Regions from separate parts of the Homo sapiens genome. Here region 2 is linked to region 1. Evidence: read pairs that join two places in POLR2A ChIA-PET (ENCODE). Cell type or tissue: GM12878. All regions are shown on one strand. Links, peaks and the distances in the headings refer to the core of each region. The heading gives the core; the rest is flanking DNA. Region 1 has its middle 350 kb from the start of ADGRL2. Region 2 has its middle 430 kb from the start of ADGRL2.

Region 1 (16,837 bases), core at 3,190-11,189:
CATACTTACTTGTTCAGTTCAAATGTTTGCTGACTTTAAAACTGACGTAATCATGACTGTACCTGTTATTTGGGCTTTCCAAGTCTATTTCTTGGCTGTGAAGCACATCTAACGTGTAGCTTTGGGGAAAGATTTGTAATCTGCAGATTTGAGAAGTAGGAATAAAAGAGGATGAAGTAAACACAGGCTTTTGAGTCATCCCACTTCCTTACTTTCTGAGTGAGTTTAGCAAGTGATCCTTGCCAGCCCACGGCAAGAGCCTCGGTGAAGTTTGTTTTTTGGGTTTTTTTTTTTTTTGTGGTTGTTTTTGTTTGTTTTTTTGAGACAGAGTCTCACCCTGTCGCCCAGGCTGGAGTGCAGTGGTGCAATCTCAGCTCACTGCAACCTCCTCCTCCCGGATTCATGCGGTTCTCCTGCCTCAGCCTCCCGAGTAGCTGGGATTACAGGCGCTCGCCACCATGCTCGGCTAATTTTTTGTAACTTTAGTAGAGACGAAGTTTCACCATGTTAGCCAGGCTGGTCTCAAACTCCTGACCTCGGGATCCGCCTGCCTCAGCCTCCCAAAGGGCTGGGATTACAGGCGTGAGCCAACGTACCTGGCCACCTCTGTGAGTTTTAATTGCCACTTCTGTAAAGTGGTAATAATAGAACAAGCTCACAGGGTTCTTAGAAGTATAAAACAAGATAAATATGTGTATTTAATTGTTTAGCACAGCAGCTGGCACTTAGAAATCAGTTGGTAGTTAATGATGGCTACTAATAATATTATTCTCATTATTAGTAGAAAGACAACTGGCCTGAGGTCTGTGCTTCACAGCCCTGGATTTCTGTTGTTAAGGATCTTTTGTTATCCTGTAGTTCATTGCACAGATACTGCAGTTCCAAGGAAGAAGATAGTAGTCTACAAGTACCAAAGGACTGCCTTGTTAAATAATTCCTTGTACTTTGCCTGTTTTTACTATTTTATAACAGATTAACTAATCAACCGTAAGGACAACAATCAGCCTTACCTGAAGACTCAAATCTATAAAGAGGCTTTCTCTGGATATTTAAGTTACAAAATGAATGCAGATATTTGTATGGTTCCCTTCTAGCATTTTTACATGCATAATATTTCTTTGTGTAATTCTTGAGGAAGTGCCCTAAGAGAGTTTTAGATGACCCATTAGGCTGAATGTAGAGAGAGAGTGGGGAAAGGCCCCTGTAGGAGTTCTCCACTCAAAAAAGGAGGGGGAATGAGCTAACCATGAATAATCCAACATAATTTTGGATCGTATGAGGTTTCAACTGGCCTCTCGGTTCTTTCCCAGATGCTAGAAAGCCAGAGAACCAATAGATCTTTTTTCAGCTGACAGTTCTTCGCACCTTGTAATGCCCTCAGCAAAACTGTTCATAAGTAGCGACAACATCCACAGACAGTTTGTTCATTGTTCTCCCACCTTCTCTTAGAAAAGTGATATGTCCAAACATAAACTTGAAATAGTAGCTCTTTCTTATATGAGTCAAGCCCCAGTAATGGAAACTCAAACAGCAAGGGAAAGTGTGTTAAGGCTGTAGAACGATTCCCAGACCTGAGGATGGCTCACTTTTACACGAGGATAAGCAACCTACTCCTCATTTTTCACATTTCACCAGTAAAATCCATACAATAATATCTGCTTATATGTTTTCTGTTAAGTAATCTTCTTGAAGAGGTAAAGATAAAAATTTGTAGGACAAATGCATCAAAAACAATAGCAGCAAGATAGTCCTTTTCCCAGCCAGTCTCAAATCAAATCTTTAATTTTCCAGCATCTTATGATCCTGGGCAACTGTGAAAGTGAGTTTTTCAAGGAAAGAGTACCATAGAACCCCCCAAGGGGCAGATAGATGGAAGCCTTTCACACTGAAGTCTGAAGTTGAGCTTATGTGGGGAAGCAATTCATACATTTTTCTGTCAAATCCATGGCAGAATAAACCATGAACTCTGAAAGGCATCTCAACGCACACAGACCTAAGACTGGGCTAGTCTGACAGGGCCTTGTGATGGAAAGTGAGGTTGTAGTAGTTCATTCTCACACTGCTATAAAGAACTACCTGAGACTGGGTAATTTATAAAGAAAAGAGGTTTAATTGACTCACAGTTCCACAGTCTGGGGAGGCCTCAGGAAACTTACAATTGTGGTGGAAGAAGAAGCAAGCATGTCTTACCATGGCAAAGCAGGAGAGAGACAGAGAGAGTGAGGGAAAGTGCCACACTTTTAAATGATCAGATCTCGTGAGAACTCACTTACTACTATAAGAATAGCATGGGGAAATCCTGTCCTCATGATCCAATCACCTCCCACCAGGTCCCTCCCCTGACACATGGGGATTACAATTCAACATAAGATTTGGGTGGGGACACAGAGCCAAACCATATCTGGGGTGGTGTTTAAGATCCTAGGTCTAGCGTCAGCCCTGATAATGGGCTACATATACAACTGATAATATCCATTAAACTATCTGGACTAATTAGATGTAATTTTTATATGTATGGACATTAAGCAGTATTCAAATTCTACCATTGTCTTTGTTTTCAAGTAATTCTTAACAAAAGTAATTTGTTATTTGAGAATAATTTTTGGCAATTTTTCTAAACATGAGAGGTATCACATTTTACCAAAAATACTAACTTATTAACTATTTTATTCACACCACTAGCATATTTTTTTGTCAGTCACTAAGCTAAATGATTCAGAGGCAACTTTATTTTTATTTATTTTTTATTTATTTATTCTTCTTGAGACGGAGTCTCGCACTGTTGCCCAGGCTGGAGTGCAGTGGCCACATCTTGGCTTACTGCAACCTCTGTCTCCCGGGTTAAAATGATTTTCCTGCCTCAACCTCCTGAGTAGCTGGGACTACAGGCATGCGCCACCATGCCTGGCTAATTTATATATATACACACACATATATATATACACAAACACACACACACACACACACACATATATATATATATGTATATTTAGTAAAGACGGGATTTCACCATGTTGGTCGGGCTGGCCTTGGTCTCCAGACCTCAAGTGATCCACCCACCTTGGCCTCCCAAAATTCTGAGATTATAGGAATGAGCCACCACACCTTGCCTTTTTTCTTCTTTTTTTTTTAAGACAAGGTCTCACTCTGTTGCCCAGGCTTGAGTGCAGTAGCATAATCATGGCTCATTGCAGCCTCAACTTCTCAGGCTCAGGACATCCTCTCACCTCTCAGCCTCCTGGGTAGCTGGGATTACAGGCATGCACCACCATGCCATTTTAACTTTTGTATTTTTTTGTAAAGACAGGGTTTCACCATGTTGCCCAGGCTGGTCTCAAACTCCTGGGTTCAAGCGATCCACCCAAGAGGCAACTTTAAACAAGACATATGGAGGGTTATCAAGGACAAGATACTACAGCTGAGGAGCCAGATGTATAAGAAACAATTACAATGCAATGTAATGACTTCTGCAATAGACCTGCACAGGATGCTATAGTAAGATACATGGCAGGACAAATTCATTAGAAGGGAAAATTTATTTCCTGGGCTTTGAAGATGAGTAGGAGTTTATAGAAGCAGGAAAATGGAATTCCTGATTCAAAAAAGTAAATGTAGTAATAATTTAATATATATTGGGTCCCAACTATGTATCGAGTGGTATCCTCAGGACTTTATAGATATTATTTCAATTAACCCTTATAAAAATCCAATGATATAAGTATAATATATTCATCTTATAGATGAGCAAGTTGCAGTACAGAGAAGTTAAACAACTTGTCCAAGATCACACAGCTATAAGGTGGTGGAGCTCTCAGGAAACCTTTAAAGAGTATAGTATATTAATAAACTGTCCAAGAGTCTAATATTTTATAATACATTATGCATGAGATTAAACAGAAGAGGAGAATTTGTAAACTGCCCAGGAAAGTAGGGGAGTGAATGCACTAAAAACATATACTACTACTACTCAGCAGCAGGCAAAGCCTACTTTTCTGTTCTTGGTTATGAGCATGAAATGAAATCATACTATGTGATTTTGTGTTTGTTTCTAATCATATACATCTGTCTAGTTTCAGGCGTAAAGAAGGCAAAGAGTTGGATACAATCAAGATTTTGGTTTTCTCAAGTGAATACCACAGAGCAAGAGTGGGGTGGGGTTAGGGTGTCTGCAAGGCATAATTATAATATTTGGTTGTCAAGAACATTGGGTTGGTGAGGAAAGTGTAAAGTAATCCTCCCAATAGATTAGATGTCACAGTGGTACCTAAAGATCATTTAGGATGGGAAAAGAGAGACAGAGAAAGAGAGAGAGAGAAAGGCCTGGAACTCTATCTAGGAGAGGAAGCAGTGTTCAGAGAACATGCGGCAGGAAATTCAGATTCTGGGGAGATGCTGTGATTGATAATGATTGGATGTAGTTCTAAGCATGTGATCTCAGAAAGAAGGGACAAAAGTAAGGGGAACATAAGGATTCTTAGCAGAGAGAAGGTCAAGGAACTGAGGGGCCAGGTGTTAGATCAACTCTGCCATATTGAAATTACCACGAATGAAGTCATGAAGTCAGAGGTAATCCTGAACAGAGTGGCCATGAACCAGGAGCAAAAGTCCTCAAACAAAGAAGGAAAACCATCCAGACATCAGTAGATGTCAGCAACAATGGGGCCAGCTGACAGACTGAGATGAAGCTTGGGTTTTCTTAGAGTGGGGGAAAGAGACTGCTCTGGAAGCGGCAAGAGAAGCCAGAGCAGCCACTCCACCTCCAGCTGGTGGGCAGAAGCTGTGGGGAGGCCACAGAAATTACCACCCGAGAGGGATATCAGGATGTAAGTCCCAGACGAGCACTAGATTCCGATTCTAATGCAACAATGCAGGGAATATTTAAAGATAAAGTCAAGAATACAGGATATTTTACTTATAATGGAACAGAAGTCCCATTGGAAGGATGTCAGGTGTTTGAAGGAAAGGTATGGATAAGCTCTGTGGGGACTAGAGTGTGGTAGAAACAGGGTAAAAAAGGAGACCTGGGACCTGGGGGCTCCTGTGTTGACTGACGTTAATAGGAACAGGAGCATAATGGTTCCAAGAGATGGTGGTGGAGAGGCTGTAGGAGAGAAAGGTAGGTTCCTGGGCCTTTCTCTTCTTATCATGGTGAGGAAAGTAGAAAGCAAGGGAAGAGAACTCTTAGACTCAAGAACATTCAAACTTTTTACAGGATTCCAACCTGTTTTCACTGATCTTGTAATAAAAAAGAAACTCATCTGAATTGAAACATGGAACATTCTTTAAGGTCTCTAAGCCCAGCAAAAGCAGTGAAGAATGACATGAAAGAGATGCCTGCTACTCAAAGTTGAATGCGACGGGGGCCCAAATTCCCACATGAAGTGCTCACATCCTATTGCTGCCTTTCTGTATCCTTCTGAGATTTAAGTCCCTTCTAAAATATGAATCCTTTCCTTGCTATGGATTCTTTGACCATTTTCTTTTGCCTAAAAAAGGCAAGACTTGTAAAAAATTACTCAGTTTGCTTTTATTTTAAATCACCCAAGAGTTGGAGGTTACTCTGACAGTAAGCTAGCAGGATGAAAGAGGAAAGATTAATGAGTCTTTCTCTAAAAACCAACAAATCAGGTTCTCATCAGAAACACAATAGTCTTGGTTATTGTTAGGTAAGGGAGAATATTTAACATGAAAAAAAATAAAATAAAGGAAATCATGCAGAAGAAAACAAAAGGTCAAAGAACTGTCTTATCCTTTTTAATGCTTGGGGCCTCTGTTGAGCAGGGAAAAATTGAGAGAGACATTATTGTCGTCTCTTGCCTCTGCTTGTCCCATTTTGGTTGCTTTATCTCCACCTATAACTTAGAAAGAGCAATTATAAACAAATGGGGACCAGCATGAGCACCTCTCTGGCAGCCTCTCAGGGTCAATTGTCTCCTCCCAGCCCCTGCACCAGCAGAGTGATGCATAGCCCTTGGATGTCGGCTGGAGGAAATGCTAAGGAGGCAAGTGGCCTGTGATTTAAACCCATGCCTGCCTTTGTCCGCTCCACATGGAACTCCATCAGGAAGGGAGCCTGGACAAAGTTTTGCTCCTTTAAAATACAGGAATGGATACAGGATATATGATAAGCATACAGAGTGATTCAAGGGAAAAAAAAAAGCGATAGAAATCATTTCCCATTATAATCCTTGTGAATTGCCTTACGTCTCTAATATATATCGCTTGGGAAATAATTTTAAAGCATTTAAAAATATCTTCCATTTTCTATTATGAGCCTTTGGATTTCCACAGTTTGAAAGAGTGAAGAGACTATAGCTTAGAAAACTAATTACAAAACATAAAAATGCTCAAGTCTAATGGAACATATCAGATTGGAGGAAGATTCCAGCAATGGCAGGCAGTATTACAAATGTAGCCCACATGAAAGAAGGAGCCACATCTGAAAAGAAGACAGCAGTTCCTACCTCAATGTCTTGTTCTCAACATCTTTGTTTTACATTCTCTTTGTTCCTGTTGGCTTACTAATTAGCTGTGATTTTTTTTTAATGCCCCTTACAGTAGGTTAATTTTGTCTAACTCACCAGCAGGGGTTTTTGTAATACATAATTCACAGAGCAATGTCAATGATTAAAATTCTTTCATTAACACAGCACCTTAAAGATAATAAATATGAAGCCTTTAGCTTCCAATCTGTGAGTGCAGAAAGCCTAATTTTGTATGGAAAGAAATGCATGCTTAGATAACTTGGCATTGCAAAACAAAATGGAATCTGAGTTTTAGAGTATTGCAAACACAAAGTTGAGCAAATCAAAGAGCAGTTATTTTGAGCACAGTGATATAGCAGGGGGTTTTGAGAGAAATTCTAATAACATACTTAAAAAATGCAAAACATGCAGCTAAAAGTGCTCTTTTCTGGCATTTATGTGGGCAGTGCTGTGGCCTTGTGGATGATTAGCTGGAGAGAGTCAACATGTCTTAGGTTGAAAGTTGTCAGTGGCTGAAAGTTGCTTTGGCCTTTCCATGCCATTTCCCTTCACTCTCTTCAAGAATTTTAACAGGTTTGACTCATCAGATTCCAAGAAGAGCAATGCAGTAATTAGAGATAGGATATGAAATTTCATTTTGCAAAGTTTTAATAACTCTTAGAACATCTGTTCCTCTGAACTCTATCACTTCCTTTACACCTACACCCAAACGATTCTTATATTTCATTTTGCTAAGTACAAGCTCTGTTTGCTTCTGTGTATTCAACCTGATACAAAAAGGATAATAATCACAGATGTCTTGGCAACAGCAGCCTAGAAAACAGAGAATCTGATCACTAAATGTGATTTTGTTTAGAGCCTTTCCCCACTGACATATTTTTTTTTTCTCTTTCTCTTTCTCTTCTCCAAAGATGAATCAGATTTTTTTAATTGACTATGTTTGGGGGATGGATATATGTATTTTGGGTAGTAATAACAAAGAACACTTTGATTCAAAACATTTTCTTGCATTAAATATATCAATTAAGGGTGACTTTTCACAGAAGCAGCTTAAAGTTCAAAGACATGAAAGTAGAATTAAAAACCACAAAACTGTCACCCAGTCCAAAGGTTATGGCTCAAATTTAACAGGTGGCTCTGACATAATGTATTTTCTACTCTCAGCTATGGCTCTAACAGATTTGTCTCTGGAACCAAAATGCAGCATCAAACTAAGCCCTCAATTGGCATTTTGAGCTAGAGAGACACGGAACCAGGTTAGTAAAGGAGGTTCCCCAATATGTCATCCATTCAAGTAAATAGCCTGTCCACTTCAAGAGGGAGGTCAGCAGCAGGCCAGTCAGAGGAAACGTTCGTGAACTTGTCCCTGCTCTGTAATTTGCCTGTGGCTAATTTCATAATTTCTATTTTTAGTGTGTGGTTGCTCCCATCGCTCTCATAAGCACAAATAATTGCTCCCATTTTTTAAAAGAAAGAAAGCAGCAAATAGCCCCTTTGTAAGGCAAGCCACTGAGCTAGCTACTAAAATTAATATTGCATTCCACTAAGTGAAATTTGCTACTGACCAACACATTAACAGGAAAGTTGTAACAAATGTTTCTATTTTTTAAATGATAGGCAAACTTAGTTCTTTTAGCCCAGGCAGTGTTTAAACTAGAAGTGTTTTAATTTCACACATGTTAACCAAAAAGAATTGATTTTTTTTCCTTGTTTCCACTTATGGATTAAAGTCTGGGTACCTTGCCAAGCTTGGTCAACCAGTTTCTGTTAACGATAACAGATGAGGTGGGTGCAGAGTGACTGATATGCATAACCACTGGGCAATAGATACATATGATTCAAATAAATCAAGAATTTTATATGGATAGATTGAATCATAACTTGAGTATCTGAATTTATAGCTCTTTAATGCCACATAAAAGAGAATAGTAAAAGGCTAAGAGTAAAGCCTTTATGTCAACTCAATCTCCTTCCTATTGAAAAGATTGAGTTTAGGATTCTTTCCTCTTCCTGGAGCAGTCATGGCCATGTCTAACCAGATTGGTCTTCATATCAAAAACTTGATTGACTATTTTTCAATCAAATATTCAGAGCTCTGTTAGTACAATCCACCACCTCCACCATAGACAACCATAATAATAAGCCTGATTTGGGCTTTGAAATTGTTATTTTTCAGGTGGTCTCTACATAGGTCTGTAAATTACATCCTTTCACTCTCTTATCCAGCCCTTCAACCCTCATATCTCTTGAGTTCCTACTGTAGGTCTAGAAGTTCATGGCAAGGACTTTGTGTTTCATTTTTAACTGGGAAGGATGTTTCTTTCTTTCTTCCTTTCTTCCTTTCTTCCTTTCTTCCTTCCTTCCTTTCTTCCTTCCTTCCTTTCTTTCTTTCTTTCTTTCTTTCTTTCTTTCTTTCTTTCTTTCTTCCTTCCTTCCTTCCTTTCTTTTGTTCTTTCTTTATTACAGGGAAGGATTTTAAATTGAAGAGTGACATAATCTGTCATCAGTTTTAAAAGGATCACTCTGAGTGTTGTATTGAAAAAAACTTTACTAGAGCAAAGACAGGAGCAAAGAAGACCAGTTAGAAGACTAATGCAACAGTCCAAGAAAAAGATGATGTCTTGACTGGATGGAAAACGGCAGAGATTATGGAAAGTGGCCGGATTCACATATATTATGAAACTTGAATATTATGAATTCTGAATCAACAGAATTTGCTGATGGAATGATGGAGACAAAGAGACAAAAATCAAGTTCACTAGAATGTAAACTCCATTACGATTATGTATGTATGTATATGTCCCCCGATGGATCCCCAGCACCTACATAGAGCCTGGGGCCACTCATTTATTATTTGTTGAATAAAAGATACGGTGGCCCCAAGGTTTTGAACAGAGAAATTATGTGACTGGAGTTGCCATTTATTGAAGGAGGAAGGGAACAACTTCAGAGTCCGGTTTATTTATTTGTTTGTTTTGCTAGTAGGAGAGCACAAAATCAATAGTTCAGTTCTGGACATGTTAAGTTTGAAATGGCTATTAGATATTAAGGGGCAAGGCCATGTTGATGGTTGTGCTTCTTACTTCAGAGTTTAGGGAAAAGTCAGGGATTGATAAATAAATTTGGCTCTTATCAGGGAACAGATGGAATGTAAAGCTATGGGTAGACAAGAGACCATCTAGGTTGTGACTACCACAAAGAAGAGAAATTTGAGAGGTGAGCTTGGGTCACTCTAAGATGTGCAGGTCAGGAAAATGAAGATAAGCAAAGAAAGAGCAGTCAATTAAGTGAAAGGTGAACCAAGAAAGAACAGTATCTCAGATATGAAGAAAACAATATGTCTTTAATTATTAGGTTGGTGCAAAGGTAATTGCGGTGTTTGCATTAAAAGTAATACCAAAAACTGCAAGCAAAAACTGCAATTACTTTTGCACCAACCTCATAGTTAAGTAATTGTGTCAAATGCCATTAATGAATCCATCAAAAAAAAAGATGAAAATTGACCATTTGATTTTGCAACTTATAGGTTCACAGTGACCTTGACAAGAGCCATTTCAGTGGCATCAGTATAAATGATGTCCTGCCCCTAGAACAGTGCTAACATATGGCTGGCACTCAATGGCACTCATGTTAGTCATGCCTCATTGCAAGAAATCAATTTAGATCCTGACAATGTATTTAAACACATTTATATACATATTTAAAAATCTGACATAGCAATCATCAGACATAGACAAAGACTGAGGTTAAATGTGTTCATCAGAGTATCATATTTGTCAATAAAATGTTCAACAAAACCTTAATATTAAACATAATAAATGGTTAAGTAAATCATACTTTATTCAAACACAGAAATATTATGCAGTCATTAAAAATGCTTAATAGAAAATATGTAAGTATCTAATAGTATGAGATCACATTATATGATATAATGGATTACATGATACAATATTATGTGGATATAAAGCAGGAACTTAATAAATTTTAAAATATATTTAATAGTTCACTAAAACCTGATATCAGCACAAGACATTTATGACCACTGAAGTCAATTGCAGTCTTAGAGTTACGTCACCCAGGAATTCTGTTTTTGTATCCTTTATCAAAGGATGATGTGGTAAGACAATAGGAAGCTACGTTCACATTCTGTGCATTCTTAATCCCTAATCGTCTTTACTTTTTTTTTTTTTTTTTTTTTTTTTTTGAGACAGAGTTTCGCTCTTATTGCCCAGGCTGGAGTGCAATGGCACAATCTCGGCTCACCACAACCTCCACCTCCCAAGTTCAAGCGATTCTCCTGCCTCAGCCTCCCAGCTAGCTGGGATTACAGGCGGGATTACAGGCAGGTGCCATCACACCCGGCTAATTTTGTATTTTTAGAAGAGATGGGGTTTCTCCATATTGGTCAGGCTGGTCTCAAACTCCCAACCTCAGGTGATGCACCTGCCTCAGCCTCCCAAAGTGCTGGGTTTACAGGCGTGAGCCACCGCGCCCAGCCTAACTGTCTTTACTCTTAAGGCATACATCAATGTACTGAATTTCAAAAGGTTCATATATTTTTACTCTCCCAAGTGGACAAATCAGATCTACTTCATAATTAATAAAAGTGATTTTGCAGAAATAAATCATGAGATTGCCTAGAAAATAAATAACTAAAAATAGTTGATGCAAAAGCTTGTGAAGACAACTTGTCTTGGCAAAGTATCTGCCATATTAACCTCGTGATACCAAAAAAAAAAAAAAAAATACTATATATCAGCTAACTCCAGATTCAAATTAAACAGAGATCTTATAACTTTCATTAAAATAAAATTTGATTCCCTAAATTCTCCAAAATTATTAACTATCCTAATGGAACGATTGGATTATTTTCCTTACAACAAAGGCCTATTATAAACTATCTATGGAATCTATTTTAAGCAAATGCATAGCTAGTTCTTTTTTTTTTAGATTTGTGATTTGTGTAGTCTAAAATGAGACTGAAGAACAGTAGGAACGTTGTTGTTCCTAGATTATTTTATTATATTTAGAACCATATTGTAAATGCCATATTACACATTTTTATTTCAAACTCCAACTATATTTGAATAGAAGAAAGGCATAATTGGTGAAATAATAAATAAACGAATGCATAGAGTAGTGCATTTTTTAAACCACTATTATTTTTCAGTGAATTAAATTTCAACATTTATTTAGTTTTCTAATTAAAAGCAATATCTATTGTCTTAACATGCTCAGTCAAAAACCAAAACGTCTCTCTATAAAAACGACCAGATGAAAACCAAGTGCTCTACCTAAACTTTTTATCTTGATCATTTTAAAGGAGCTAATTATAATATAAACTAAAATGCTTCTGGTTGTTGAAGGTATCATATTATATCATATTTTAAAACATAAAAGCCCGAATGCAGTGGCTCACACCAATAATCCCAGCACTTTGGGGGCCAAGGCAGGAGGATCACTTGAAGCCAGGAGTTTGAGACCAGCCTGGGCAACACAGTGAGACCCTGTCTTTACAAAAAAATTAAAAATTAGCTGGGTGTGGTGGCAAGCATCTATAGTCCTAGCTTCTGGGGAAGCTGAGGTGGGAAGCTCTCTTGAGCCCAGAGTTCAAGACTGCAGTGACCTGTGATTTCACCATTGCTCTCTAGCCTGGTCAATAGAGTGAGAGCCTGTCTCTAAAAATAAAAATAAATAAATAATTTATATATATAATATAAAATATCACACCCTCATAATCTATAATATAAAGACAAAATATTAATATAGAAATAACATTAAAGTATCTAAAAATCAGAAATAAACCAGACATTGATAAGCATCATCAACCATACAGATTCACCTGTGTTATTGAGACAGATGCAGAAAAATAATTCATCTAATATTTATTCCACTATTTTTTATCTTTTGACCCTGTGATTGTGAAAACTGTGTCACCAACCAATTGTTCTATTAAAATGTAATCCTAAGAATAATTTTTAAAGTACATTTCCATTACAAAATTAATTCTGACTACTGTTGAAAATCATGAAATACCAAAATTAACCAAAGACATAAACTAAATCACCCACAATATTACCCCAAGGAGACAAAGTTTTAATATGTGCTTTAATAATACTTACATAATTTTCTATTTTAAAACCAGAATCCTCTAGTAACTCGATTTGGCAGTTTTTTTTTTTTTTTCAGTGCAACACTGTAAACATTTTCCATAACTTTACATATCCAGCTCCAAGACTTTTTTAATGGCTGCTTAGTATTATATCAAGTACACTTGCTATAATCTGTTTAAGCAATCCCATGTTGAACATGTAGATGATTTCTAATTTTCTCCATTATGAACAAACCTACAAGTAACATTCTTTTAGATAAATATTTGTACAACATCATAATTCTATCCTTTGGCTAAATTTTCAGATTTGGTTTATTACTGAGCATCACTACATTACTGAAACTACAAAAATGCATGGAAACTTTTTAATGGGTTCTCTCTCAGAAATAGGTTCTCTTTACTCCCCACTTTCTTCATTAGCAGGAAAACTAACATTTCACAGGCAGTAATGCTAGGTGACTTTATAGCATCAAATCCTTGCAATAATCCTGTTGAATAGATCCCATTATCTCCATTTTACAGGAAAGGACAGTGAGACTCCAAAAGGTTAACTAACTTGTCGAAAATCACATAACAGGTAAAGAACAAAGCTAGAATTTAAACTTGGACCTGATTCCAAAGACCCTGCTATCTTTATTAGAGCAGGTTGCATGCTTCTGTGGGTGGGGAATGGCTTGCCACTTACTACACTTCAGTTCCTTTCAGAATACTGAAAACCAAACCCACTAGCTGGCAGAAAGGGAAAACTCAGATCATAAAATGTATGATTTTCAAATGCCCACTTTGAGAAATGGGAATTTTGGTTTTTATTCATTTCTTTGTAATCAGATTCCCCGGTCATGGGCTTCTTTTGTGATTTCCTTCTTTTTTTCTTCAAAGTAGTTATGGTGGTTTTCTCCACTTCTTTTCTGACTATGCCGCTTCTGGAGGGTTGGAAGGGTCCCTGCCCAAACAATGTAGGGCTGTCACTGTAGGCCTTATTGTCTGGCCAGGTTGAATATCTCAACATCATAATCAAGACAACCCTGGCATTATGATTGGCCACACTTTCTTTTGAACACAGCCCTACTGAAACACACACTACCCCCACCTGGCAGTGCAGAAGCCCACTGGTTTGAAACTAAGGTCTTACACATCAAAATCTAATGAGAGAAAATTAATGGTTCTCACTTCGTATCAGAAAAACCTTTTCAATAGTTTTTTCCATAGTCATGACATCAGACAGAGAGAGCCAAAGGTCTCCACATCAGTCTTATACCATCCTGAGCAAAAGAGTTCCACCTTTCCCAACAAGTGGGAATAGAAGTTGGGAAACAAACAAACAAACAAACAAAAAAACTTTAAAAACAGGACAAGCGGCTCTATTGTTATCGTTTCATCTGATACAATTAATCAATCATTATTATGTTTGCCAAACATAAGCAGGAAAATGTTATAAAAATCTGAGAAGCATTAAACTATAATTAAATTTCCATTTCATCTCTCCTCTCTCTAAGGTTCTACTTATTTGCCTGTTTTTTGTCTGTTTTGTTTAACAAAGATATTTTCCAAGAACCCTCAATCAAATTGTCTACGTTTTGTAGGTTCTAAATCTTCTCGCCACACAAACCTGAGACTTTCTTTCCAAACGTAACTTATCTTTCTTTCCTTCCCTCTGCAAAAATTTACTGAGCATCTATCATCCAGATGCCCCTTAAAATATAGAGACATATTTTATGGAGGACTATCTTATTAAAAAATTTCCATGAGTAACTGGAATTAATGAGATAATTTCTCTCTCAAGAGCAAATATTCTGATAGACAAATTTCATGTTTCAAATTTCATCTTTCAAGCATTGTACAAGCAATTGTACATCATGCAAATATTTGGTTCAATTTACTGCTTTGGTTGGTGTTGGCATTTGTGTATGTCAGTCTGTTCATGCATATGCCACTCTTATAAAGCTTTTAGAGGATGAAGGATCTGTTTATATTTAACTTACATGTGCACACACTAGCACACATTAGTACCAATCCAGACAGATGCTTATTGAGTTATCTCAATAATTATAATATTCCCTTAACTTCTTAATATATGAGTGACTATATTTTAATGCACCATTAGCCAAATATTCTCCTCAACGCCAGCCACATTATCATAACAAGTTTAAGACAGGCATCACCTAGGGACCAAAATTAAGCTGATGATAGATCCCTCTTTTTAATATGGATGGTAGATTTATTTGTATGTTCATCTATATAGATTTTCACACTGGTCCCCAGCCAGGCTGTAGCAAAGTGGGGAAACCTTTGCCAGTTCCTTTCTGGCAGACCCATGGCTTGAAGGAGTTTTTGGCCTGGAGTTTGATCAACGGATGCTGGAATCACCTAAAGAATTGAGAACATCCAAACGCTGATTAACTGTGTTTGTTGATAGAACACATTTGGTTATTCTGAACATGTTTAAAAATTGTACCAGTGTTGTAATTTTCTTTATTGTCATGTAAAATTTTGGCACATATAGTTTTCTTTATTGACATGTATAATAATAATACAAATCATGTGTACCTTGCTGAACACTGGTGTGATATGAACCTTTCTAAGTTCGCTGGGTTCTCTAAACAATAACCTATTTTACCAAGATTCAAGCCAACATGATCACTACTTTCAGAGATCTGAAGTATGTGAGATATTTATGCTTTTCATTGTTGATTTCTTCTTTTTTAAAAAAATCTGTACCTTTCGACTTTTCCTTTGATAAAGTTATAGCTGGTCGTACAGTAGATAAACCAAGTAGGAAAATTATCATATCTAATATGGTTTATAAAAGAACAGCAAGACTCTGTCAAGCTTATATTTTTTAATGGGTGGTTATCCTTCCAAGAAAAAAATATAAAAATCAGAAAGAGACCATTACTTTAGGTTAAAAAAAGTCATGGCAATTTATCTTCTGACTTACAACGATTCTTACTGGTTCCATTTGGAGTGCATTTTTCTTACCAGCTCTCTGTGGACGAGGAATTGTATTAGCCTGTCATTCACGTAATACACATAACACTGATATAGGGACCATCCTTCAATGGTGGCACCATCTCTCAACCTAGTAGTCCAGTCCCCCTGGGTGGCTGCCTGGATGGCAATTAAATCGTTGCTGTAACCCCTATGCTCCAGAGTTCCTAATTCAATTGGCCAAGGTTTTGAATGATGACTCTGAGTGCATTACAGTGATAGTGCGGTGCTGTACAGGAAGGGCATCAAACTCAAGCATCCCCGAGCCCTGCAGTTCCTTAGAGATGATGAAAATGCTTTCTCCATTTCAGACTGCCAAAAGATGAACAAGGGTAGGGGGAAAAGCCTGAAGAAATTAACTAGTAAATATAACATAGATTATTTGCTTTCTTCTATTGTAGGAAATCATTGGGATAAATAGATAAAAGAATAAAATAAAGTGTTATCAGAATAGTTGTGGGTGTCTTCTTCTACATATGTATTTTATCACTGCTATTAACTATGCGTACCTCTTTTAAACAAACTTTTTAAAAAATTTTTGATTTCTAATTGACACATAATTGTACATACTTATGGGGAGCATAAGTACATACATACATACAATGTATAGTGATCATATTAGTCCATTCTCATGCTGCCTATAAAGACATATCTGAGACTGGGTAATTTATAAAGGAAAGAGGTTTAATTAACTCACAGTTCAACATAGCTAGGGAGGCCTCAGGAAACTTACAATCATGGCAGAAGGGGAAGCAAACATGTCCTTCTTCACATGGCGGCAGCAAGGAGAAATGCCAAGCAAAAGGGGGAAAAGCCCCTTATAAAACCATCAGATTCATGAGAATTTACGCACTATCACGAGACCAGCATAAGGATAACCACGTCCACGATTAAATTACCTCCCACCAGGTCCCTCCCACAACACATGGGGATTATGAGAACTACAATTCAAGATGAGATTTGGGTGGGCACACGGCCAAACCACATCAGTGATTATATCAGTGTAATTAGCATATTCATCATCTCAAGCATTAATCATTTCTTTGTGTTAGGAACATTCAATGTCCTCCTTCTAGCTATTTGAAACTATATAATATATGATTGTTTACTACAGTCATCCTATAGTGCTATTGAACAATAAACCCTCTCCCTCCTATCTAGCTGTAATTTTGAAATCTAGACCTATCCTTTCCTTCCTCCTACCCTTCCCAGCCTCTAGCATCCTCTTTCCCCTTAAACAAGTTATTTACTT
Region 2 (16,837 bases), core at 4,128-12,127, 73 kb before region 1:
ATGTAAATTATTTCAAACATTGTGGAAGATGGTATGGCGGTTCCTCAAAGATCTAGAACCAAAGATAGAATTTGACCCAGCCATTCCATTATTGAGTATATACCCAGAGAAATATAAATCATTCTATTACAAAGATACATGCACTTGTGTGTTCATTACAGCACTATTCACAATAGCAAAAACATGGAATCAACCTAAATGCCCATCAATGATAAGAGCGGATAAAGAAAATGTAGTACATATACACCATAGAATACTATGCAGCCATAAAAAGGAACACGATCATGTCATTTTCAAGGACATGGGTTGAGCTGGAAGCCATTATCCTCAGCAAACTAATGCAGGAACAGAAAACCAAATACTGCATGTTCTCACTTATAAGCAGGAGCTGAACAATGAAAGCACATGGACAAAGGGAGGGGAACAACACACACTGGGGCCTGTCAGGGGATTGGGTGGGGAGGGAGAGCATTAGGGAAAATAGCTAATGCATGCTGGGCTTAATATCTAGGTGATTGGTTGATAGGTGCAGCAAACCACCATGGCACACGTTTATCTATGTAACAAACCTGTACATCCCGCACATATACCCTGGAACTTATAATAAAAATTAAAAATTAAAAAAAAATCAAGACATAATAAAGCTTTTTGGCACAAAGCTTGTTTTTAGCATTTAGGGCTGGATATTTTCATAATTCTGAAAGGTCCCAATAAACTCTGAAATGTCCCTTCTTAGCTTCTAAGAAATGTGTGTTTAAAACCTGTTGAATTAAAACACGGGGTCATTTTAGTGATAGAAAACTGCACATCATAAAGGTTTTTGGCACAAAGCTTCTTTTTAGCTTTTAAGGCTGGAAAAAAAAAATCCTTCTATGAAAGGCACTCCCTATCAGGGTTGTACCCAGCCCTTCTGCCAATTAGGTTTCAAAGGACCCAAGAGATAACTCATTTCATTAAAAGGCAAAAATCCTGACTCTGTCAACCTGGTGAAGAGAATCAGACACAGCAAGTCATCCAGCATCTGAAAGGTTTTACATTCATTAAAGCATTGCCATAACAGAAGAACTCCTGCATAATCCTACCTGAGAATATCCCACTGATGCAATTTTGAAAGACGACCATCTCTCTGAAAGGTCAAACTTTTCTCAGAGATTGTTTTAATGCCAAAGTTAACCAAAACGGCTAAAGAGGTGCACACCTACAATGATCATGTAAAGTGAAATAAATGCTAATTAACTTTCTACTCATTTTATGCATTATTTCAAATGTTGATAAAAAATATTTCTGTCCTCAAAATAGATTCAATGATCTGGTAGTGAGACCTCATCTTAAATCACATTAATATTTTTTTTTGCAAAATGAGACAATACCATCATATAAAAACACCTCCTTCCATAATAGTAATAGTATTATGGATAATATTGGCCTAAAGTAGATGGATAAAATGATAAGACTTACTAGAGATGACCCCAAAAGTAATGAAATTTAGTGATGGGTAGAAAATCATAGTGGTTAAAGACTGGGGGCTTTGGACACAACAGATTTCAGTGCAAAAACTTTCACTTTCAGTGATAAAATTTAGCCACTGAATGGCCTTGGGTATGATTTTTAAAAATCGAATACTAACTATACTACCCAAAGTGATCTACAAATTCAAAGCAATCTCTATAAAAATACCAGTGACATTCTTCACAAAAATAGAAAAAACAATCCTAAAATGTGTATGAAACCATAAAAGATCTGGAAAACCAAAGGAGTCTTGAAAAAAAAGAATGAAGAATCACGTTACCTGACTTCAAAATATATACAAATCTATAACAACCAAAACAACATCATACTGGCATAAAAGCAGATATATAGACCGATGGAACAGAATAGAGAGTCCAGAAATAAATTTGCATACAGCCAAATGATTATTAGCAAAGGTGCCAAGAACACACATTAGGGAAAACAGTCTATTCAATAAATGGTTTTGGGAAAACTAGATGTTCACATGCAGAAATATGAAATTAGACCTTTATCTTTCACCACTTACAAAAATCAAGTCAAAATAGGTTAAAGACCTAAACTCTAAACAATAAAACTACTGGAATAAAACAGGGGGAAATGTTCATGACCTTGGTCTGGGCAAAGATTTTTTTTGGATACGACCTCAAAAGCACAAGCAACAAAAGCAAAAATAAACAAATAGGACTATATCAAACTAAGAAATTTCTGCACAGCAAAGGAAATTATCAACAGAGAAAAGAGACAACCTACAGAATGGAAGAACGTATTTGCAAACTATACATCTGACAAGGGGCTAATATCCAAAATACATAAGGAGCTCAAACACCTCAATCACAAAAACAACCTAATTAAAAAATGGTCAACAAACCTGAATAGACACTTATTAAAAGAAGACATACACATGACCAATACGTTTATGAATAAATACTCAACATCACTAGTCATCAGAGAAATGCAGATTAAACCCCAATGAGATACCACCACCCTCCAGTTAAAATGGCTATTACCAAAAACACAAAAGATGAAAAGTCTTGATGTGAATGTGGACAAAAGGAAACCCACTGTCAGTGACAATGTAAATTAGTATAGCCACTGTGAAAATCATTATAGAGATTCCTCAAAAAATTGAAAATAAAACTACCATATGATCCAGCAATCTCACTACTGGGTGTATATCCAAAGGAAATGAAATCAGTATGTTAAAGAGACATCTGCCCTCCCATGTTTATTGAAGAACTATTCACAATAGCCAAGATATGGAATCAACTATCTGTGTCTATCAACAGATAAATACATAAAGAAAATGTGATATATATATATACAATGAAATACTACTCAGCCATAAAAAAGAATAAAATCCTGTCATTTGTGACATGTATGAACCTGGAGGGCATTATACTAAGCGAATAAGACAGGCACAGAACGACAAATATCTCTTGCTCTAACTCATATGAGGAAAATAAAAACGTTGATCACATAGAAAGTGAGGGTAGAGTAGTAGCTACTAGAGGCTGTGGAGGGTAGGGGGGAATGGACAGATGTGAACAGGTTGGTCAGTGGCTATTATGTTACAATTAAATAGGAAGAACAAGTTCTGGTGTTCTGTTGCACTGTAGGATGACTATCCTGCATGTTAACAATAATGTATGATACACTTCAAAATAGCTAGAAGAGAGGATTTTGAATGATTTCACCACAAAGAAATGATAAATGTTTAATGTGATAGATATGCTAATTACCTTGATTTGCTCATTACTCAATGTATACAAGTATCAAAACAACACGTTGTACCCCTTAAATATGTACAATTATTGTTCCAATCAAAAAGAACACTTTCAAAAATAAAAATAAAAAAATTGAGTCTTAAATATCCCAGATTTCAAAACTAAAAGGATATACAACAAAATTCTGAGAAAGTCTTGATTTGAATTCAGTAAGATTAACCACTCACAATAGAAAGCCATTTCCATGCAGCATTTGAAAAAGATCATCCATCACAGAGACTAGCACATTCTCCATGCTAGGCCGAAGCTTGGAATTTAATGAGAAGTTACTGACAGCTTTCGTCTTCACAGCTGCCCCTGGAATTTGTTAATACATCGGTTCTCCTGACACGCAGATACTAGAAGTCACTCCACCATATTTCAATGAATAGAATACAAGTAATGCAGCCCCCTAAAAGCTTATTCTTCCAATTATTTGAACTAAGCAAATGTTCCTTTTAGAGGTCATCAACCAAGTATATTTAACAAAACTAGCCTTATGGTTTTTAATCACCTTTAATATAACTGTTTCTAACAAACAAATAGTGAAAAAAAATGAATGTGTCAGAATTTCTCAATTCTTGTTCTTTTCTAAATTGCAATTCTCACATTCCAGCTTGATCATCAATTATGTCACAGTAGCCTATTAAATTGTAGATGAGTTTAATCACCCATACTGTCTTTATTAACTCTCAAACAATCCTCAATTAAAGGTACCATTGATACTTTTCTACAGATAGGTAAACTGAGGCTCTGAGAATGTGATGCCTAGATTACATTGTTAGATAGGGCAGAATTTTTTCCACTTCAATAAAAAATCTACTTTTCCTGTAGAAAGAAAACTAGCCTGGAATTAAAGAGAGAATAACTATTTCCATTTTAATGTAAACTAATGGCAATGTCTTTTTAAAATTATGTGTACTGGAGTAAAAGAGTTAAAACTAAGTTTTTCACAGGCATTTTTAGCTTAAGTCATTCACAAATTTATCTCAATAGATAGATTGATTGATTGGTTAATAATGAGGAAATCGTTGCTTCACAGATTTCCACCAGGGGCCATAGTTTGGCATCAAAGACTTTTGTTAAAACTGCTATGTTATTGTGTGAAGATGGGGGTGTATCGCATTAGGTAATTATAAGCCATTAATATCATTCTACAATTCTGTTTAACCAATTAACTATAATCATCTAGCAAGTCTTGATGAACCAGATCATGCAGAAGAAGAACAGGTATATTTGATATTTCAGGATGGAGAAGGGAAAGGCTAGTAGTGTTTATAGTCTTGGTACTTTTAAAATATACATTTGAATTTATTGGGCCTGGTTCTTCTCAAAGCTGATGGAAGTGGCCATTGAATACATTAATGCACACAGCATTGTCAGACAGATTTTCACATTCCACAGCATATGCAATAGCTTGTCCTCAGCACAGCCACACCTCTGCACAATAACACTAGCCTTTTCAGACTTACAGGGCAACCCCTCATGGTGCCAACCACACGTACAATTTCAGAGTACATTTTCTGTCACCTTTTCTTCCTTCAAGTTCTATTTGTTGTTCTTCTTTCTTAGAGTCAGGGGCAAAATGAGGCAGAAGTCGCAGCTAAAGATATATTTTTCATTTATAAACAAAAATTGCATATTTGTGGGCAAACAATCACCTAAATATCAAGGACAGATCCAGGACTGGTTCCAGGCATAATAGCATAGCTCATACCTCAACGTGTCCTGGAGTCACAAAGCGCCTATCACAGACTCCTCTGAAAACTCCTCCTGGTCCACTCTATATTTAAAAAGAATATGAAAAAATAAAGAGTAGTTATTTGGAAAACTCATTATTTAAAATGCATTTTAACAACAATTCCAAATTTGGTGGGTTAAATTTCTCAATACAGTTTTCTCTAAGTTTGTTCGTTAATGGCAATATCTCTTTAAAATTATATGTACAGGAGTAAAATAATTAAAACTAAGTTTTCTCACAGGCATTTTTATCTTAAGTCCTTCATAAATGTATCTCAATAGATTGATTGATTGATAACCAATCAATTAATTTTCTCATACATCTACCTCCCAATGTCAACAAAAAAAGGATCTGTCAATGATCTTAAACAATATTTCGTCTAAGAACATGACTGAGGCCATGAAATCACCTACCGTGTCTTCGCAGGTCTGATCAAACCATGACAAGTCAATTCTTTACAGACTGAAAATGTCTTAATATTAGCTCTTCACTAAACAAGTAAGCATTTTGTATAGTTTTGTCCTTTAAAATCTACCACTCTCAAATGGTTAATACCCTTATTAACCAGAGATGTCATATATACAACTTGAAAAATACTAAGGACCCAATAGGTAGATGAGCAAAAAACTTACCACCAAAACAAAAAAGTTCAACTGCAATGGAAACTAAGGAAAGCTGTTCAGAGTTTTTATTAATAAAAGAAATATCAAATAAACCAAAGAGAAATAGTCTTTAACCTATAACTTTTTAATTACATAAAATAAAATTGTGATTGGGAGTATAAACTGGCACAAGGCTTTTGGAAAGTAATTTAGCGATACATGTCAAGAGTATATAAAATAGTCTTTGGCCTCAAGGAAATCAACATAAATGTGAGGGTGCAAAGCATGTAATAAAATTGACAGCCTTTGTCCTAATATTGCAAAATTAGAAATAATCTGATATCCAACAATAGAAGATGAGTTATGTAAATGGTGTTATAGCTATTACATTATAATATTCTCATGGTTTAACAATGAGGAGATTAAACAACAGTGGTCAAATGGGGGTAACTGTGGAAGTAGAGTGAGAGGTACATGAGTTCCTTACACTTTCCTTTCAAAAAAATAAAAAAGGACATTCTTAAGTTATAGTGTTAAAAGAAAAGGAAGTGCATCTATACTGGAAGAAAAAAGGCAGAGAGAGAAAGAAGTACAAAATAATTAGTTGTGAATAGCTTTTTAATTTTTTTAGGAATTGATATTTAAAATGAAAAACTAATTGTCTTTAAATAAACTCTACCCTCTTCCTCAAACCCATAGAAACCACGAAGATTCCTCCATGAAAGCAAAGAAGGTGTTTGTAAAATAAAGCCTCCAGGAAGATTCAACTACAAAACACTATAAGAGAAAAATCGTTTTCAAGGAAATATTATACATGAGGAAGTGGTTTCTTTTCACAAACAGAGCTCTTGTGAAACAAATATTTTCCTTTGGCAATGAAATGCCTTGGCAGGCTGACTTGGAATTAAGACTGGGTTATGGACAAGGAAGACAGAGAAGAACAAAGGGGAGGAAGAACCAGGCAGCTATTCACTAAATGAATCTTTCCAGAAAAAAACTAAGAATGCTTTTATACACAAAGTTAGAGCAAGTGAGAGAGAGAGAAACACATGTAGGTCTATAAGACTTTCCTGGGATGACTTTATAATATTTCCAATCTGCAGAAATGTTTTGGTTGCTTCTAATCTGAAAGGACTTCTATTGTTTTCCAGCCTTTCAGTATACTTTGGAAAGGAACCATGACCTGAGGTACTGTTGTCTTTGGAGATTAAGAGAAATGCAGTTCTCTGCTATCGTTCTTCAGATCCTCTCCAATTATAACCAGTTGCAGGCAGTTATGTGTGGCCTTTGCAGCTTGGTGACTACTAAATAATTGGAGTTGAGATGTCAAATGTTTCCCTAATGAGCTCAAGGTCCAAAGTAAACCATGAACTGAAATCACAATAGTGACACATTTCAATGTTTCTGTTTCTCAAGATGGGTGAGAGCTGTTATGTCCCCAAAAGCATGGGCATGATTGCTTTGTGGCAGGGGATGTGGGGGAAGAAAGAAAGAAAAAATAAGGATAAAGAAGAAAGGAGTCTTTCTCTGTAATACATTAAGAGGATTATCATTTTTAAATTGTTATTTCTTTCACTTAGGTTTAGAAATTCAGCCCTAGAATTACTGATTCTAAACATTCCTAATTCTATTCAAATCAAAATAAATGTAGAAAGATGGAGAAAAAAGGATTCTTTGGAAAACAAAACAATACTATAAGCCGTCATCAGAAATGACTAGCATATTGGTGGAAGCTTTGCTATTTTTGACCAAGGGGTATCTGGCACCTCGAGTCACAGATAAACACAGGTGTTGCTTATAAACACAGCCAAACTCCATCCCCCAGTGAATGTTCCAGGTTGCCGCCTGCTCTGTCATGCTGGGGTGAAGGTGAACCAAAGAGTGCCACAACTCCCAGGGTGAATGACTCCGACTGCAGAAAACTTCTCTTCTAAATAAGTAGTTAGACCTGAACAAAGATATTGGTGGTGCTTGCTACCCTAAAATTTTTAAAACTACTACGGTGATTAAGGTCTGTCATTATCAGAAAGGAGCCAGAGTCTCACAGCTTCGGTTAAAGGTCTATTTTGAGAGTTCACTGGAGGGGGACGTCAACTTTCTACTGCTTGATCTTATCTTCAAATCATGACACCACGATAGCAAGAATGTGGGCATTTTATTTTTTTATATATATTTTTTATTATACTCTAAGTTCTAGGGTACATATGCACAACATGCAGGTTTGTTACATATGTATACATGTGCCGTGTGGGCATTTTAAATTGGCATATTACATTAGAAAATAACTTTACACATTCACTCTTTATTGAAATAATCATTATCAGCAAACTGTTATATGGTGAACACCGCTATTTGAATTATGTTTTACTAAACAAAAGCCTTCCAGTCCTTTGAAACAACATGTTGGCCTGGGAGCAGTTTCTGCCTCACTATTTGGAGTGTGGACATGTTTGTGCTTGTCTCTTCTATTGCTTTGGGGATTTTCCCAATGTAAATCCTCTTGGGACTCAACTCTCCAGCTCTGTACAGATGTACTGCAACTGACTCTTTGTTTAAGATCCTGTATCCAGGTTTTTTTTTTTTTTAAACAGGAGTAGAAAGATTAGACACACTTCTAGGGGACCTATTGTGCATTGTGAGCACTGCATGCTTAATTGCAAAAAGGAAAAACAAAAAAACCAACAACCCAACTGCTTAATTTATGGATATCAGCAACAGGGCCAGTAATTTCGACATGGAAAGGGGAACTCTCATTATTCATAAAGTTGGCAAGAGTTTCTTCTGAATTTCAGACTGAACAAGAATCTCTTTGTTTTTCTCCAATTACTTTTTCAAACAAGCAAATTGAGTGCTCGTGGAAGGTGCTTGTTTTCCTAAATGAAGTCCTCTATTTCACCAATGAACAGGTGCAGCAGAGGCAGTGTCATTTAAGGTGTTAAAAACTTCCCCAAATTCCACTAGTATGCCTTAAGCTTAATCCAGATGCTCTATTTCTAGAGATCAATAAAGTTGAGCCTCTGTGGCCCTATCACTCTTGGTCTATTTTAGAACATTACCAGTAAAACCACCAATTTCAGTGGTGATTTTTCAGAATCAGCTGGGCCTGGAAATACACACATTACTTCTCCAACGTATTGCCTCATATAATTTTGACTCATTTCCTTCTTTACTTGGCCCAGAGCCATTAATATAGTAGAGACTGCTCAATGCCCTCCAACTAAAACAGAAAGTGTGCATTGTGGATGGTGTGGCAAAGCCAGTGCCAACAGCTCTCATCTTGGCCTTGCCTTAATTTTCTCCCAGTTCTCTTTCTGACCTCTCCTTTGACAGAATACACCCTTTGCCCACATAACAATAAATATTTTGTGGGATGGCCCAGGGATAGCAAAGAACCAAAATGAGCTCTATCTTGTGCCACACAGTCTTTCTAGAACACTATGAGAATTCAGTGGCAGTTTTTCACAAAGCTGTCTTCAGAGTCCCAAGACTTGGGGACCTTTTTCAGATAAGACTGCAGTGGAATAAGAAGTAAATTGCTATCTCAGAAATTAAATTCTCTTGGGTGGGATCCAAAAGGATTTGCTTTAATTATGAAAGTATTTTCAGAGGCAAATAGTCTTAAAGTGAAGTTTCAATGGACTGCAAACAGATTATCTTTAGCATGAAACATCTTAAGAAGATGAAGTCATGAGAAGTACCTGTTCAGCAAAAAGTAAAAGGAGTCCAAAGAAAATATATACACATGAGACTGGGCATGGTGGCTCTTGCCTGTAATCCCAGCACTTTTGGAGGCTGAGGCAGGTAGATCGCTTGAGGTCAGGAGTTCCAGACCAGCCTGGCCAAAATGGTGAAACCTGCCTCTACTAAAAATACAAAAATTAGCTGGTCTTTGTGGCACGTACCTGTAATCCCAACTACGGGAGAGGCTGAGGCAGGAGAATTGCTTGGACCCTGGAGGTGGAGGTTGTTGCAGTGAGCCGAGAGTTCGCCACTGCCCTCCAACCTGAGTGACAGAGTGAGTGGGACGCCATCTCAAAAAAAGAAAAAAAGAAAACATATGCACATGAAAAAATCATTTAAAAAATAAAAGTGTCAGTGCACAGTGATCCACTAAACAGAAGCATTCCATCCTAAATTATTCCATCAGAGCTTCTAAAATTTCCAAATGTAATAGATTTTTGGTTACCAGTAATTAAGTCTGGGTTCATGCCCACAAACTGAGAATAACATGCTCCCATATCCCATTACTACTTCCTTTAACAAAGCTTCCCCTGAATATTTTTCACTTTGTAACCCTTTTGGTTACTGAAATTACATTCACCAGAGTAGATTCATAGAAGGCATTTCATTCTTATTTCTGTCCTATCATTTGGGATGTGTCTGTTTTAACAGGATGTCCTGATTGTTACTGCCTCTTGTTTAGCAAAAAGCCAGTTTTGAATAGTCGTGTTTAGATTTGTGATGAGAGGATAACATACTTCTGTAAAATAAAGATGTATATAAACTGACAATCTGACTGTATATCCAGAAACCCTCTTGAGGAGTTTCCATTCACTCAGTTAGATAAGCCAGAACCTAAAGTGAAGACATAAGACAATGGTACTGACTTCAATGGAGATATAGTATAGATTTGATTTTCCTGGACTGCTCATAGAGTAGATTCTAAGTTTGGATACTCCTATGTACATAATCAACAAAATAATAACTACCCCTGGGCTAGGATTGTGCATCCTATTCTATCTTTATCACCGGACTGACAGAACTAGAAGCTTCAGCTTTAGAAGCTAAACCAACATACAACTTCTCCACTGATTTATTGTTTTCTCATGCACAAGATAATGATAACTGAATTAGATTCCTCACAGGGCTTGTGTGAAGATTAAATGCTACCATGCAAGGGAAAGCATTTTAATAAAAAGCATCATCCAACCACCCAAGACCATGGGCTGGGTGCTATAACTTACACCTGTAATTTCAGCTCTTTGAAGGGCTGAGGCAGGAGAATCGCTTGAGGCCAGGAGTGCAAGACCAGCCTGGGCAGCATAATGAGACCCCGTCTCCATAAAAAAATGAAGGAAAAAAAAATAGCCTGGCATTGTGGCACATGCCTATAGTCCCACCTACTTGAGAGGTTAAGGTAGGAGGACTGTTTGAGCTCAGGAGTTTGAGGTTACAGTGAGCTATGACAATGCCACCACACTCCATCAGCCTGGGTGACACAGCAAGACCCTGTCTCCAAAAACAAATAAATAAAATAAATAAATAAATTGTGGGGAAAAGAAACAGAGATCAGACTGTTACTGTGTCTCTGTAAGGAGTGTTCCACTCCTCAGATGCAACTTAATCTAGCACTCTATACTTTAAATTTTTTAAACATTCGTAGAAATCAGACTACTAGTTCAACAGAACAAAATGGAGTCTCTTATGTCTACTTCTTTCTACATAGACACAGTAACAATCTGACCTCTCTTTCTTTTCCCCAAATAAATAAATAAATAAATAAATAAATAAATCCCAAATACATGAGGCCATTATTTATGCCAAGAAAACATCTGATTGTTGGATCATCAATCCAATGTCTATGAGATTTAAACTGGAAACATATACTAGCATATTAGAAATGCAACCTTTTTATTTGATCTTAAGGAGAAGTTAGTGGGAAGGCTTCTGGTTTTGACTTTTATTCATGTAATAAATCTTTATTGATCTCCCATGGTTTTCTATTCATTTGGTTAGTTGCTTGTTACAAAGTGATCATTAAGATATATACAAACTTTCCAGATAGAGTTTAGAGTCTAATAAGAGGAGCTGGATATTAAGCAGATAATCCCACTAATAATTATATAATTGAAATCATTACAAAGTATTATGAAGGAAGAATATGTTTGGAGAATATAAAACAAGGCCTAAACTACATTTCAAATTTTAGTGAAGTTCTCTATAAATGACACTAAGCAGACACCTAAAGGACAGGTAGGAGTTACCCAGATAAGCACAAAGAGAGGGATTGCAGGCAGAGAAAGTAGCATGGATGAGACTCTGACACATAGAAAATGAGGAGCAGAATGGAGCTGGGTAATATTAGAAATGCAGGGAGAAGTAAGATCACACAGAAACCTAGACATCAAGGATTTGGAATTGATGGGCAGGAGGAAATCCAGAATTGTAGCTATAAACTCAGGATTTCTTTTTATCTGAGTACAAAATTATGAATGCATGATTGCAGCCCTTTAATACTAGCCTCCTTGGCCCTGGATCAGTGATTTTCACACCTAGCTCTCTGGAGTCCTAGACTCCTGCAAAGCTGCTTCAGTTGGTGCAAAGAGGAGGGCAGGGAGGGCCCCAGCCCAGAGATATCGCATTGCCTACCTTCCAGACCACCCTGCCCCCTGCTAGGATGCCAGAGAAAGTACAATCTCACTTGACATACTGGGTTTCTACATGAGAATCATTGGACTCCAACACCAAAGGAGGGAGAGAGATTGAAAGGGAGGGAAGAGGGGAGACTCAGAGAGAGAAGGGAGGAGTTGAAAGGAGGGGGAGAGAGAGAGAAAAGTTACTATCTTCCATGAGCAATAAGGTTATTGATATATGGCTTTCATTCACATTTTCCTCTTTTTTGCCTACAGGAGTTTGTGTTTTGTTTTCTGAGAGCGTATCGTTGTTTTCTCTGCTGAATGATGCCCATGGATCACCATATTATATCAGATCATTTGTCTTAAAATGGGGCCTAACTCGTTAGTCCACAGGGCCTCGGGAAATCTTTGATGCCTCAAGAGGCACGCTGATGAATATCGTTTTATGGAAGGGAGAGCCTTTCTTTTCCACTGGGTGATGCTAATTTGCCTTGACTGTGTGGTACTCCCTCAGGCTTTCCTTTCTGAGGTTTTAAAACCTTTTTATTGCAGCTTCCAGGGCTTTGTTCAGGATGGTTGATGGTGTTCTGAGACCTGGGGAGAGTTAGGGATAGCAACCATTACACGTATCATATGCTAGAAAAATCTGGGTGTGGAATCTCCAGACAGGAAAAACAGTACAGGTTGCTACCAGCTGGCAGAGTGGAAGTTAGAAGTACACGGCTGGCCCTCCCCGACCCACCCCATGCTCTGCACCTCAGGCTGGCTGAATGAAGGCTAACCTTGATGCACAATGGATGCGGTCTTGGCAAACCTATAAATGGTAACAAAGGGAGGTAGAGTGTAAGGCTTCAATCCCAGAGTCTCCAGAAGAAGCCAGTCTTGCTGATCCATTTATTATTTTCAATTTTTCTTCTCCCTGTTACATTTAGCTTATCTCTACCCAGGCCAGCAAGCTGGTCATCCTATGCCAACAAAGTGAGACTCCATCTCCAAAAGCATCTACGAAGCTGCCAAATGTTACTTTACATTCTCTGTGTAAAAATTTTCCAAAAATGACCATGCCTAGTCTTAATTTGTTATGAAGTCAAAGGCATCATTGCAAAGAGGGCAAGAACAACCTAATTCAGAGAAACTTCTGCATGAGAATTGTCAATCCCTCCATGATCCTCTGGCTTACAACAGTCTAAGTCCAGTTGTAAAGTCCAATGCATATAATACAGCTTCAAGATCTCAGCAAGCAAAATGACTTAGTTCACTTATGCAGCAGAGAGAGTAGCGCTCACCAAATATTGCCCAGGTGCACCCGCATTTTCTAGCCTCCCTTTGAAGGAAGGTTAGGGCCATTGACTCTCGGCCAATGGGCTGTGAGCTTAAGAGACGCTCTGGTCTGACATGGTTAGGAGTGTGTTTGAGTTCCCTGCAATCTCTCTTCTGCTGCCTTGGCAATCCAAAAGCCACTAGCATGCTGAGCGGCTGCACGATACAGACTGCCTTATGTCACCCTCCTGCAGTGACTACTTGAAAGGGCCACATTCTTATGGTACCCAGTGGGATTCCACCTGAGCTGCCTAGCCTGTATCAACTAGTACAAAATACAAAACAAATTTAAGGCAAATCCTCATGTAAATCTCTTGCCCCTTCAAGCTCTCCATCCACTCACTACCATATTTCTCCAAGCTGTGGTTTTCCTGTGTCATGTGATTAACTTCCATCCTTTTCACCCTACTGAGCCTTGCATTTTCCAGGATCACCAACAAGTGACCTGGGAATACCAAACTATTTCCTCTCAGTCTATTTCTTCTTCTTCCTCCCTGGAACACATGGCATTTGGCATCAAAAGCCACCTTGAATTCTCTTTTCTCTGTGTTTTTGTGACACTGTTAAATCAATTAACCATTAAGCATTTGTTGAATGACTGCTTATACTAAACCTGTCTTATTATGTCCCTTGGACTCTGTTTCTTCTACAACTTTCCAATGAGGTGTCTTAAGTTATATCCGTAGATTCCTTAAGCTTTAGTTTCCTAATCTGTGAAATGGGAAGAATAAATATCCTCCCTTTTGGTTGTTAAGAGGATTAAACGGGAGAACATGTATAAAAGAACATATGACTGAGCAAGAAATATGGAATTTTTTCCTTTACTGCTGTTGTTGTGAGGTGACAACTAATCAGGCAACTTCCAGATCACTATCCAAAGTGCACAACTTTTCAGAAATTTCCAATTTTACATTTTTAATTTCTAAGGGACCTTTCAAGTGGGATGTTTACATTTACCTCACATCCAATAACTGAGCTGACAATTTCTCACTCCACTCTACTAGAGCCTTCCACCCCAACAAAGTCTCTATTTCTACCCATGGTACCATGACTAACCCAATTATCAAGGCTTGAAACTTGAGATTCAGTTTAATTCATGGAAGTCTCCTGCTGATATCAGCCCAATAAAATAGTTATGGAACAAGAACACTACAGGCCGGGTGCAGTGGCCCATGCCTGTAATCCCAGCACGTTGGGAGGCCGAGGCAGGCAGATTACTTGAGGCTAGGAATTTGTGACCAGCCTGGCCAACAGGGTGAAACCCCATCTCTACTAAAAAAAAAAAAATACAAAAATTAGATGGACGTGGTGTCATATGCTTGTAATCCCAGCTACTGGGGAGACTGAGGCAGGAGAATCACTTGAACCTGGTAGGCGGAGGTTGTAGTGAGCCAAGATTGCACCACAGCAATCCAACCTGGGCAACACAGTGAGACTCCATCTCAAAAAAATACAAATAAAAAAGAACACTATGATTGGCAATATTTTCTGTCAACTCAGAATTGAGTGAGATACAACCTGGACACAGATAGGAGTCATGGTGGAGAGGAGGACCATGAGGTGATGCCAACTGCCTCAATAAGGAGATGCGGTGACTGGAACACAGCAGATGATAATCAGAGGCTCATCCAGATGCTGTAATCCTCAGGGTATTTTGTATAAAGGTGGCACATCCTGAAAGAGGCAGTGCAGGCTCTGGGATAGTGCACTCTGTGGAGGAGTTCCAGACCTTCGCCTTTTTGTAATGGTCATAGCTCTGGAACCTGGCCACCCACTGCACTCAAGTCATGTAGGATTAAAAATTGGATGGGTCCTTTCAAGGGAGATAGTTGCTGAGGTAACTGAGCCATCTCATTTTAAGAGCTTCTCATATAGAAGGAGAATTTCAGCGTGGATTTCAAAGTCGTATTAGAGACAGTCCCAGTAAATTTGTGAGATACTAAAATTATTTACCTTAAATAAATCTCTGGAGTCTTTCTCATTGCTTCTAACTTACACAGGTCACTAACCAAGGCTAACAGAGACCACCCACAAAGAAAGCTAAACATTTTATTGGCTCCAACTTAGTCCTGTGGATAGCATCCAAAGATTTCCAGCCCCCCAGATTTCATAGGATTGTGAATTTATGTAAACCACCAACATTCTGAGGTTAGTGGTGCAAGGAATAAACAGAGAGAGCTAAGCAGATCCTTCAAGCTGTGTAGCAATTTGGAAAAAGTATTTCTCTCTCAGATTAATAAAATAGAAATTGTGCTTCTAGAACTATGTTACTTCCTGTTACTGCCAAATCTCTTTTGCATTTGTATGATCAAAGCCTCATAATCCTATTGAATGCACACAAAATTGGATAATAAACTTCTCTGAGTGTTATTGTTAGTATCTGCTTACCAATACCAACACAGAGGGAAGGCTGCATGCATATAAGATATTACCATATTATAAGCTTCTAAGTCTTTTCAATATTTTCTTTTCACTGTTTAAAATATGTATCCAAATTAAGAATTAAAAAGTCATTTCTATCAGGTAAAGTAGGCATATCTATAACATAAAATAGTAATGTGATTAGCTATTGAATGTATGGCAAAACTAGAATTGCTACAATCTGTATTTTCTGCATCAAGAACTGAAGACAAGTTTGGCCACAAAACCAATAGTTGTTCTGTAATGGCATTTTTTTTTCTTTTCCTTCACACAATTACTTTTGGGCTGTGAAGCAAAGTGTGATCATATACAAATGCCATAAAAGGAGAAGATAATATGGATGAGGATATAGCAGAGGGAAGGACTGAGGCTGATGACAATTAACAGAAATTGAAAATACAATATCAATTCTCATTTCCCTTCTCATCCCCAAATTGCCGTAAGACAGGCCACAAACAAAATTCCATAAGATAGCAAAAGTTATGAACATAAACTCTTTCACTGAATCCAAATGCAACATATTAGAAGAATCTCAAGGACAAATGTTTTTTGGTATAATACCAAGTATATTTTTTTATAAAACCTTGAAACAAGATGACTCACAGAAAGTCTATGAAGTAGGATGTAAGTAAGGAGAGAGAAATCCTCTCCAAATTCAGTTTTATCTGAATTTCAAAATTGTTTCCCTAGAAGAGGGGGTAAACTTGTCTCTTAAATAGGGAATATAGTATTTTACAAATGAAACAACAAGTTTTTTGTTTTATTTTGTTTTGTTTTACTCTTGAGTTATAACAGAATTTGAGGAGTTTCTTAAATTTCACATTGAACATGCCTCCTCAGTGTATGTCAGGCTGGCTTTGGATAGTGCAGATGGAGAGGGGCAAGGGTGAGGTGGGATGTGGGGAATGGCATTTTGTAGTGTATCCCCTGTTCAACATTCCTGAATTATTTATGTTCCAGTTGCTTGCCACATGTTTATCATATAGATTATGTTTATACCTTTTAGACAATGAAGAAAAACAGATATAATTTCTTTTTGATCTCACTCTGGAGATGAAAGAAGATTTGTAATCATTAAAGACAGGTAACTGTGTCCTAAAATAGCTTAGGTAATGTTAAACCAAG

The links. ChIA-PET counts read pairs that join two places held together with the same protein. Peaks named below come from ENCODE experiments on the same cell type or tissue, not always from the same donor. Only the 100,000 strongest peaks of a DNase experiment are listed, where the experiment ranks them.
Region 2: POLR2A ChIA-PET joins it to region 1 with 19 read pairs; 1 of 35 experiments calls an interaction of 5 or more read pairs at or near these places.

What each region holds. Positions count from the first base shown.
Region 1 is chr1:82,143,546-82,160,382 of GRCh38, reverse strand. No RefSeq gene overlaps it. Among named protein-coding and RNA genes, the nearest start is that of ADGRL2, 350 kb to the right of the region's middle. In GM12878, for the core only: no CTCF peak of the experiment used is centred there; DNase peaks (open chromatin) are centred at 6,972 and 7,742; H3K27ac peaks cover 385 bases.
Region 2 is chr1:82,217,569-82,234,405 of GRCh38, reverse strand. No RefSeq gene overlaps it. Among named protein-coding and RNA genes, the nearest start is that of ADGRL2, 430 kb to the right of the region's middle. In GM12878, for the core only: no CTCF peak of the experiment used is centred there; a DNase peak (open chromatin) is centred at 8,745.